Linked DNA regions of Homo sapiens: region 2 is linked to region 1. A link is an interaction called in ENCODE POLR2A ChIA-PET data of the cell type or tissue named here. Cell type or tissue: OCI-LY7. All regions are shown on one strand. Links, peaks and the distances in the headings refer to the core of each region. The heading gives the core; the rest is flanking DNA.

Region 1 (5,803 bases), core at 868-4,867:
TACATATTAGGCAGCAATAAGAATTTTAAAGTCAAACTGTTTCCTGACATGAAAAAATATCCCCAATAATATAATGGGGGGGAATTCTCCAATATCATACAATATGGTATGGCCACTGTGTATGTAAAACATACGTGTACACGTGTGCCCAGGATATAAGCCAAACTGCTACAATGGTAGTTATCTGTTCACACAGAATTAATTATGGATTTATGGTCTTCTTTATTCTTCCTTAAACTTTTAAAAAACTCATTTATTAGAGTAATAGCTTGATTATCTATACCAAACTAATACATGATCATTATGAAATATTATTGCAATACCTAAAAGCACAAAGATATTACAATCATCCCAAATTTCTCTGATAAAAACAATTGTAAAACTAGGAGAAGAACATCACCACCAATGTTTATCTGTGCACACATGTGAACATATAATGTGAGGACAAATAAAATTATTAAAAGAGGACAATATATAAAATTTTTAATGAAGTATTAAGTTTCATATTATGTAAATTTATCAGCAAAAAAGCAAATGAACTTAAATTAATGAATGACTTAAATTTGAGTAAAGATTCCAAAAAATATACACAATGTGATGAGGGCTGGGGAAAATCAAGTTTGGTTTGACACACTAGGTAATAACTGAGATGAAGGCTGAGAATAACTACATTTTTGTCAAGTAGATGGGCATTCCAGGGAAATAACAGCACAGAGGCTGAGTTCCACAAGCCTAGAGCACAGCAAGGAGTTCAGGTGAGTTGAAAGCACACTCATAGAGAGAAGTAGTCAGAAAGAAAAGGTGGTAAAGATTTGGGGCATTACTAGAAAAGCAACGTAAGAAATCTATACTTCATATGCAACACAGCCTCAGTTTAGGAAAGGTAATCTAGTAGCAAGAAGCAAGAACTAATTAATCGATAAAACATAAACAATGGTAAAACAAAGTAACTACAAACCAACCATTAAGAAAAAAAAATGTGGTTAGCATCACGGTGAAGAAACAGAAGGGAGAATAAGACAAATGCATGAACCAGAAACTGTCAATTTAGAAATTCCAAGGCATGTTGACTAACTGAATAGAACAAGGAAGGAGAAGTCAATGAAAACATCAGTATTTTGAATCTGGATTAGTTGTGGATTGATGGATATACGTGCTGGTTTATTTGAGGGTGGGGTAGAAGTTAATAAGTTTGGTTTTTAAAATGCTGCATGTGTATTATTACACTTCACTCAGCCATCTTTTGCAATATTTTTTAAAAGTTTGACTTGCTGACTGTACCAAATTGCACAATCATACTGCAATACCAACAACTCCATTCAATCCTAATACTAATCATCTGGAGTTCGGGCAGGCCCCACAGGTTAAGGGCTCAGTTTCACAAGGCTGCCCCACTTCAGATGCCAACTGCAATGAGGTGCCCAGGCTACTCACACTTCTCCCTGGCTGAAGTCTACAAATTCTGGGGTTATCACACCTCCCCCCATTGCTATTACTATAACAATTCACAGGACTCAGGAAAACACCGTACTTACTGTTACAGTTTATTATAAAGGATACAAATGAAGAGCCAGATGAAGAGGTACACAGGGCCAGTCTGAAGGGTCAGGGTGCACCACCCTCCCAGCACGAGGAGGTGCTCACCAACTCAGAAGCTCCCTAAACCTGATGATTAAATCACTGACTAATGGTGATTACCACCAATCTCCAGCCCCTCCCCTCGAGGGAGGCTGGGGGTTGAGCCTGAACGTTCTAACCCTCTTAACATGGGGTTAGTTTTTCTGACAAGCCCCCACCCCAAAGCTATCTAGGGCCCCCACCCCCGCTATAAGCCATCTCATTAGTGTAGAAAAGATAGTAAATTCAAAGGGTTTCCAAAGTTCTGCCGAGGGAACCTGGGCAGAAAAAAATATTCATTTTTTATCATACCACAGCATCCCCCAAAAGGGCATGTCCACCAGAACCTCAGAATGTGGCCTTATTTAGAAATAGAATCTATGCAGATGTAATTAGTTAAAATGAAGTCATTCTGGATTAAGACTGGCCCCTAAATCCAAGGACTGGCGTGGCAATTCCATTTCTGGGTATACACTCAAAAGAACTGAAAGCAGGCACTTGAAGACACATTAATATACTCAAGCTCCTATTAGTATTATTTACAATAACCAAAAGGTGGAAGCAACTCAAGTGTCTATTGAAGGATATATGGTTTAAAAAAAAATAGTATAGATATATAATGGAATATTATTTAGCCTTAAAAAGGAAGTTCTGACACATGCTACGACACTGATGAATCTTGAAGACATCATGCTAAGTGAAATAATGACTCAAAATCTTACAGGGCAAGCTAACACAAGAACCCTGTACAGCCTGTTTATATTCTTAATATATTCTGAGTCATTTCCCTCTGTTTTCCTTTAGAATACAAATACTTTTTAAAGTTCCAGTTCATAGCAGTCATATTAAACAGAACCAAGAAGAAAAAATGTGTCCCCATTAGTCCAGAACTTTAAAGGAAGAACAGCACATCCATGAAAGCCAAGGGGTAAAATATTAACTGAGCAAAACGAAAGAGGTCAATGACCTCCTTACCTGGAAAATCTCCTTCTAAGGCCTAAACATTGTACAAGACATTCTATTTTAATAGGGGGATCAATTTTCCTTCAAGACTGAAGATATCTACTAGATTTCTACAATTCTCTATCATGCAGCAATCAGACATCTACAGTTAACACAAACTTTTACTTACCATTCTATTTCTTCTTCTTTTCCAGAATCCTCGACTTGGATAAGATACCACATAGACTATTAGCTTGTGATAGGGTTCTAGCAATTATCTAATCTAAGGGTCAGCAAACCAAAGCCCATGGGCCAAGTAGGGCCTGCCACCTGTTTCTGCCCAAATTTAGCTACCACCCGTGTATGTAAATAAGCTTTTAATGGAACACAGCTATTCCAATTCAGGCATATATTGTCTATGGCTGCTTTCAAGGTAAACGGCGGAGTTCAGCACTTCCAACAAAACTCATCTGCCCTGCAAAGCCTAAAATATTTACTATCTGACCCTTTACAGAAAAAGTTTGCTGACCTTTGTATTCCAAAGGTTCTCAACCTTCTTTTTCCTCAATATCACACTCATGTATAATATGTTCCTAGTCCAAATCACTAATAGTCAAAATTCCTTATTTTATAGATGAGGAAATCCAGATCCTTTATTTAAATATTAACTACAAATCAGGTAATGTCCAATAACTTTCGAAGTGAACATATGAGCCTTACAGCATAACTAGTAAGTTCTGAATAGCCAAGCCAAATTTTCAGAAAGAGTTCCTACACCATGTTGCTTTAGAAATAATTTGTAGTCACTGTTTTAAAAATCTCCTATGTTACACGGGCCCCAGGAGAGGTTCTCCCTAAAATGAAGTTTTTATTTTGTTTATGAAGTGTAGTCCTCATTGGTCATTTGTTTGTCTTTCAACAAACTTTCATCATTCAGGGTTTAAAAATCAATCATAATAGAATTCCTGCTTGATATGAGATAGGACCCCTCCTATTATGGAAGTTATAAAGGCTTGCTCTATAAACTTGGGTAGCCGAGAAGAGGCAAGTGAGCTGAGCTCAGCCTACTGGATGTTCCCATCATGACTTAAAATCTATAGGAACTGACACTCATTTCTTTTCCCAGGAACCTAGACCCTTTTTTTTTTTTTTTTTTTTGGTGAGACAAAGAGTTTCCCTGTTGCCCAGGCTGGAGTGCAGTGGTGCGATCTCGGCTCACTACAACCTCCACCTCCTGGCCTAGCCATGAAGCCTTCTAAATGGCTGAGTTTAAGGGATGAAATGTCAAACAAAGAGGAGAAAATGTTGTTAAAAACTTCTAGAATGAAAAAAGGTCACATAAAAAATGATTAGGAATCAGAATGTCCTCAAACTTCTCAAGAGCAGATCTGGATGCCAGAAAACACAACAATACCGCCAAAAATCTTACAAAAATAAACTCAAATCTAAAATTCTGGACCCAACAAAACCACCAATCAAGTTGTGAAAATTAAAATTTCCTTCAGACTCAGGAGTCTCAATCTCAAAAAATTTACCTTCAACACACACACTCAAGAAGCTGTCGGCCAGGTGCAGTGGCTCACGCCTGTAATCCTAGCACTTTGGGAGGCCGAGGCGGGCAGATCACCTGAGGTCAGGAGTTCCAGACCAGCCTGGCCAACGTGGCAAAACCCCGTCTCTACTAAAAATACAAAAATCAGCTGGGTGTGGTAGCATGTGCCTGTAATCCCAGCTACTTGAGAGGCTGAGGCTGAAGAATCGCTTGAACCCAAGAGGTGGAGGTGGCAGTGAGCTGAGATCACACCACTACAACACTCCAGCCTGGGCGATAGAGCGAGAGTCCGTCTCAAAACAAAAACAACAACAACAACAACAAAAAGAAGCTGTGGCATTGCTTAACTCTATATCAATGTGGAAATCTGAACATAAAGAATAATTTTTCTAGGAAAATTTAAATGATCGTAATTGACTTTTCATCTTATAAAACTAAATAAATCAATAATAATACAGGAAATTGAAAAGATAACTTTTTTAAAGGGAACCAGACCCAAATGGCTCTGGAGAAAAGAGTTCTTCCACAGTCAATAACAGATTTTTACACCATCCCAGAAAATTTCACAACTCATTCTAAAAACCAACATATCATAAATAAAAGGATAGCACAAATGTACACACAAATACCAAGGAAGAAAACAGTAAGTCAGTCTCCCTTATGATCAGAGATAAATCCTAAAATGAAATCCAACAATATATTAAAAAGAACAAAATGTGGAGATCAAGATTTTGAACCCCAGAATGCATGCTTAGTTCAGCACTGGAAATCTATCAATAGATTACATTAAGAGATTAAAGAACAGGGGAAGAACACATAATCACAACAGATGCAGAGAAAGCGTTTCACAGCTCAGAGGCAGCACTGGGGATGGCAGTCAGTGCTCCTGGTGCAGTGATGCTAAAGGGGTCAATAAGAACCTGTCCTCAAAAAATTGTGATTGTGCATTGTGACCTGAGCTGAGGAATCAGCTCAGAGACCACCCCTTCAGAACTCTCTCAGAGCTAGAGCGGCATCCCAGGCAGTGCTTGTCAAAAGCATTTAAAGACATCCACTAACCAGGGTCACCTGGGGCAAGGGATGATGGCCAGGGTTAGCAACATACAAACTGAAAAGCCTGGGAAAGAAGAGGCTGAGGAGGAAAATATATGAAGGAATGAGAGTGTTGGGGGCTCCCATGTATAATGGGAAATCTGGAAGACCATGCATATGCTGAAGGCTGGGCACATGCTCAGAAAACAACTTGAAAGAACCCTAGATTTATACCTCTGGCTGATCTTTGAGCTACGCATATGCAGAAGGTGAGGCTAAGGTTGGGGTTATAGGTGGCCTGGATGAGCAATGAAGTAACGTAAGCACAGGAGTTTTTGTTTGTTTTTTGGTTTTGGTTTTGTTTTATTTGCAGCTCCAGCCATTTGAGGACATCTCCATCAGATCACTGGCTGGGCAATGATACAACACAATGGAGACATCAGTGACCACAGGAGACAAGGAATAGAGTCTCTTCATTTGGCAAGTCATTAAAAAACCAGACAACTGAAGGCCACAACAAGAAATATAGCAAACCCAGAAAAGGGGGGGGACATTCTGACTTCCAAAATTTCCACATCACCATATTTAAAATGTCCAATTTTCAGTCCCAAAACTGAGGGACCGAAAAAATCAAGCTAACATGATTTAATCAGTTACACA
Region 2 (5,803 bases), core at 839-4,838, 350 kb after region 1:
CTGAACTGAGCCTCGGAATCTCTTCACCTTCAGACTGTCAACAACTTCACTCTCGTCATCTCCCTTCACAAAGCCTTACTTGGTGTAGGTTTCAACCTTAAACCAATAGCTCTTAGACACTATCCCTGGAACATTCAGCCACTTCCATTTTGTGAGTCAACAGTATGACAAGAGTGGAATGTGGGGAAGGCTGCCCTGGGAGAAAACACGCACCACGAATGCAACCTGGGGCACAGCCTGAGGAACGGATGCAGCAGGAGGGAGGGGACTGCACTGTGAAGCCCCTGGGCCATTTCCGGGGTTTGATGGATAGAAATGAGTTTGCAAATTTTGAAGTGAAAAAAAGAGTAACAGTTGGGATCCAGAGGTAAGGATTTAAGTATTTATGAATAAAAACAGTGGTAGGCGGGTTAGGCTTAGAACCTCAGAGGTCAGTTTCATGTGATAGCCCAGCAGGGAAGGGGATTAAGGTGGTGATCTCTCTTCTCCAGTTTTTTTTTTTTTTTTTGAGACAGAGTCTTGCTCTGTCACCCAGGCTGGAATGCAGTGGCACAATCTCGGCTCATTGCAAGCTCTGCCTCCCGGGTTCACGCCATTCTCCTGCCTCAGCATCCCAAGCAGCTGGGACTACAGGTGCCCACCACCACGCCTGGCTATTTTTTTTTTTTTTTTGTATTTTTAGTACAGACGGGGTTTCACTGTGTTAGCCAGGATGGTCTCGATCTCCTGACCTCGTGATCCGCCCGCCTCAGCCTCCCAAAGTGCTGGGATTAAAGGCGTGAGCCACCGCGCCCAGCCTCTCTCCTCCAGTTTTAAGATACGAGAACATCCAAACATTTTCCCCCAAGCTTAAAGAATAAAAAGGATGAAGAGAAAGCTGAAGTAAGGAGAATTATAATTACACCAACTATCCTATTTTGAGTTATCTTTAACATTTTTTTCTGTAAGCAAAGGAGCACAGCAGGGATTACTTAATGAAACTATCTTCAAAACGAAAATGTTTCCTCCAACCATTTCTAGATGTTTAGAACTTATGAATGTTGTGAAATTTCTACCTCCACCAAAATAATGCTTATTTCTTAAAACCGATTTAAAAAGCCTTGACATATAACAGCACCAACCTATCAAACAGAAATAACCAACTCTTTAAATGTTATTCAAGTTGTAGTTATAATGTGTAATTAGTCAATCTGGTTGAGGACAATTTTATTCTAAAAACCTTCTTAGGAATTCTCTCCCAAAGAGTACCGAAACAAAAATCTCAAAGCAAGAAAGCAATGATGGAGTTGCCAGCTCTCCTTTGAAGACTATTAACGGGGATGATGGCGAATGCATGAAAACAACATACTATTTCCATGTGGGACCATCCGACCAGATTTTTAATATTAAAAAAAGCAAGGCCAGGCTCACGCCTATAATCCCAGTGCTTTGGGAGGCCAAGGTGGGAGGATGGCTTGAGCCCACGAGTTCGAGCCCGGCCTGGACAAGGCAGGGAGATAACATCTCCACAAAAAGCAAAAAAGTTAGCCGGGTATGGTGGCATGTGCCTGTAATCCCAGCTACTCGGGACGCTGAAGCGGGAGGATTGCTTGAGTCCGGGAGCTCAAGGTTACAGTGAGCTATGATGGCACCACTGCACTCCAGAGCTCTGTCTCAAAAAAAAAAAAAAAAAAAAAAGGCAAGCAAAGTCCTTTCTTCTCCATCATGAGAAATTTGGCAGCAGAGAGTCAGTAACCAGTGGAAGACTGCAAATTCTACCTGTAATTACTTCTGGTTTTGTGAAACAGCCAAGTGGTCTTCAAATTCAACTCCTCACAGAAGGGTATCAGCTGGCAAAAATAAATGTACTGTTTTAAAAATAGCATGAGGTACTAAGATAAGTTTTCCCAGAGCTTATCTCCGAGAGCAACAGCTCTAGGTTTTTGTTGTTTTTTTTAATTTACTTTCTTTCAGCCTGCCAAAGTCAACTCAAAATAACATTTAAAAGTCCACCTCTATGTTTTTAAATTGAAGTGCTAAGATGTCAATTTTTAACTAATGAGAACTGCTAAAGCCATCCTGGAGTTCACTACCTTTCCGTCTCCCTCAGGGGGGCTGTGAGAGAAGCTCTGCGGGGTAGCACTGCTTTCTCCTGCAGCTGAGAACAGATGCAATGTTCAGGCAGGACAGTCCGTCTACATGGTGACCCGGCCACGTGCAGCGGTGCTCTCATCACCACTTCTCCATGCCCAGGGCCACCTGCCCCACAGAAAGGTGCTGCCTGCCTGAACCAGGCTGTCCCCTTGCCCACCCACATTAGTCCCTGCCCTGGCCCGAGACAGACTCTGCAGCCTCAGGCTCGATTTGCTTGACTGTGGACTAAGAGGCCAGCATCATCTGCATCCACTCTGATTTTGTGAAAAGAAACACTGGTGGACTGATGCTCAGGGAGCAAAGTATCACTGCATGAGGTCATCCAGATCTGCTTCCGATGGTGAAGGAGGAGGGGACACTCACACACCAGTCACTTTCTCTACTGCTTACTACAGAAATTTCAAGAATTCAGAACACTGACCACATCTGCAATTCAAAGGGGCAGTGCGAGGGCTCTAGTTCCTTTTCTAGATCAAATATTATGAATTTTTATAATTTAGCAAAGAATTACCTGGGTATCATTACCTATTTTTTTAAATATAAGCTTTTCTCAGTAGTTGTCACTCAAGTCTGAACCAGAATATATGAACGCAAATTTGAATGTATCATGTAAAGTCATTCTATCAAGGTAAAGAGACGCAAGTTTTAGAAGATAATATGATCATTTCACTTACCATAGCTAACTGTCGTCCTATGTTCCCCACCGTGACGCCTCCTGAGAAAAATATACAAGGGAGCCAAGAACGAATATAGAGGAAATCTGGGGATGTATACCTGGAGCGAGAAAAGAAACTGTACCTTAGCAGTCAATTTCACCTGGCTCAATTCTACATCACAGATTCTCTGTAGTGGGGATATGCAGAACGCATATCAACCATCCAATGTTACGAATGTTCATATTTGTTTGGTTGTAACTGCTACTACTTGGTTTTCCTTTGCGTTACATTAAGTTATGGATAGCAGCATTTTTGAGAATTTCATGCCTAAATCTGTATCATTCTATATAAAAAACAAATAAAATATGAAAATATCTAAGCTTAGTGGATGTTTTAATGAAAGTTAAGTAAGCTTTCCAAAGCCAATATTTGAAAACACACACTTACTGATAGACACCATTATACACGAGAAACTGCGTGATCAGCGTAGCTAGAAAAGCTATGGTGATCCCCAGCCCAAGGCCACTTCTGGAACGATCAAATGTCCACCAAAGGCCCAAAGATAGGGCTGCTAAAGTCAAGGACAGCTGGACATTATTGGCAAAATCCAATTTCTGGTGATATAAAAGTTAAGGAAAAGTTTGCTGACTCTTATTAAGATAAAAAAACGTAAAACCACAAGGGTTAAAAACATGGGTATTTTATTATTGTACCACAGATAATTCACTGTCCATAAAAACTGTGTAATAAGCTAAAGAAAGGATTTGTTGGATACAGGTTACAGTAATCATTAAGATCACCTGAAATCTCCCTGCCATCACTGAGTCAAAAACTTAACCATAAGAATAAACTTGCTGAAAGCTATATATAAAGTGCTTATATATATTTATATAAATATATATTTATTATATATATTATATATATTTAAAAATATATATAATATATATAAAAATATAAATAAATATATATTTATTTTGACCATAAAACAATATATTTTACTATGAAGTCATCGATAGCCCCATTCTTCTTTCTCTTTTTAGTAATCTGAAATGGGTAGGTACCACCATCATGTCTGTATTATGACATGGAGTCATTTGAGTATATAACAAAACAAAACGCTTCAATATATAACCTAAGAAGATACTCTGGACGTAGCACAGAAAATTAAGGATACAGCACTGGCGTGGTTAATGCCAACAAAAACTGCTATGCAGCGCATGACACTGGCCCATTCTCTCTTAAATTTGTGGGGTTCTCCGAGGTGACTGTCGATACAGGGGTACAGTAGGCCAACAACAGCTGTTTTAAAAAAGTTGACAATGTTAGAATACAGCAGATTCAAGTTCCAGAATTTCAACGTGGTCATTAGTAACACAGTACATTACTCAAACCAGTCCTTTTCCTAGAAAAAATTATCAGCTATAACTTCAGAGTGATTTTATATTCTTGTTCTCTTTGAGTACCACTCCCACAAAATTGTACTGTTTGGAAAAGTTTTTTAAAAATCACTATTATTTAGTGTAGTTGAACATGTCTCAGTAAACACAGGAAGGAATCAAGCAGGGATTATTCATATTAATATGAGCAATATGTAACCTTATATTTAATATCCACATTTGCCTAAAGCACACAGAACTTAAATGACTATGTAGTTCACCTTGTCTTTTCATCCGGTGTGATTTCTATCTTACAATAAAAAGGTTAGCATCTGTCCACACCCTGTCACATCACAGCTCTGACACTCCTGCCACCACCCAGTACTGGGGCTGGGCACGTGATGAGATACATATTTGCTGATGTGACTTTGACAGTCTGGGTCACATGCTCCTAGAGTGGCCCTGGAGTTGATTTTCGGGGGTTCTAGCATGTTCTGTACGAGGCACTGAGCACCTACTGTGCACACATGCACATGGGCAAGTACGGGGCGAGACAGCCCCACACAGGCTTCGCTTATTCTCCATCTGGTTCCCGCATGGTCAAGCCTCAAGCTGCGGAAAGAACACCAGACCAAGAAGAGAAAACTCAGCCTCAAATCCCAGCTTGCCCTCTGATGGGACGTGGCTCTGCATGTTTGTTTTCTCATGTGTAAAATTATAAGGATTATGTAACTGGGACACAGAGAAAGAGATCACTGTGGTCTGGAATAGTTATTCTTTATAGACACGAACTTGGAATTTGGACAGGTGGGAAGGAATGGCATTCCAAAAGAGAAGTAAAATGGCAAAGATGAAGGCAGGAATGAATGTCTGTAGGGGGGAGTGGGGTGCCGGCCCGTGGGGTTGGATGCTGGGACACAAGGGTCACTGTGTCCCAGGGCTCTTGAGAACCCTGCAATTGTTTCACCTCAGTGTAGTATGAAAGAAATATACATTTTAGGTTCAACTGAGAAACAAGAAACACAGTTTGCATCAAACATTCAGATAAAAAATGTTGTTTTCAATTTATTATACTTCATCAGGTTCTAATTTTGGAGTTCTGAAAAATGGACCCCCCAAATTAACTTTACTTCACTATAGCTTAATAAATAAATAGGTAAAAAACATACTATGAAAAATTTTACTTATGCTCTTGGCTGATGGTTTAAAAAAAAGTAGAATATGAGAGTATGAGAAATTGTCCAGATATTCCTAGAAACCCTTGAGGATCCAATTACAAATACTGAAGGCTAAACTATTTCATTTCTAAGATCAAGTTTTTGGTTAAAGGAAAGAAACTATTCTGCCAAATGTATATGAAACATGGAATTTTAAATCTAGATATAGTTCTCAAAAAATGTTCAATTAGTACAGCCACATAAAGTGTTTCGAAAAACGAAAGAGGATCCCGTCCCTCCGAGAACAAATATGAAAACATTCTACCCACTACTTAATAATTACAGACACCTGTCCTAGTTCTTCAACACGGAGCCCTCTGTTAATCTGCTACAAACCTCTCTGCTGCTTGCTGTTTTCAGTGAGTCAACTGAGGCAATGTGTTTCCACAGTGCAGGAGACACACCTACCAAGGCAGCAGGA

The links. ChIA-PET counts read pairs that join two places held together with the same protein. Peaks named below come from ENCODE experiments on the same cell type or tissue, not always from the same donor. Only the 100,000 strongest peaks of a DNase experiment are listed, where the experiment ranks them.
Region 2: POLR2A ChIA-PET joins it to region 1 with 11 read pairs; 5 of 35 experiments call an interaction of 5 or more read pairs at or near these places.

What each region holds. Positions count from the first base shown.
Region 1 is chr7:155,649,497-155,655,299 of GRCh38, reverse strand. All of the region lies in intron 1 of RBM33 (RNA binding motif protein 33), which reads right to left. Among named protein-coding and RNA genes, the nearest start is that of RBM33, 7.7 kb to the right of the region's middle. In OCI-LY7, for the core only: no CTCF peak of the experiment used is centred there; a DNase peak (open chromatin) is centred at 2,929; H3K4me3 peaks cover 3,904 bases; H3K27ac peaks cover 4,000 bases.
Region 2 is chr7:155,299,851-155,305,653 of GRCh38, reverse strand. It overlaps INSIG1 (insulin induced gene 1), which reads right to left. Exons shown (of 6, transcript NM_005542.6): 3 at 3,964-4,088; 4 at 3,237-3,403; 5 at 2,808-2,907. Among named protein-coding and RNA genes, the nearest start is that of INSIG1-DT, 3.8 kb to the right of the region's middle. In OCI-LY7, for the core only: no CTCF peak of the experiment used is centred there; no DNase peak of the experiment used is centred there; H3K4me3 peaks cover 1,016 bases.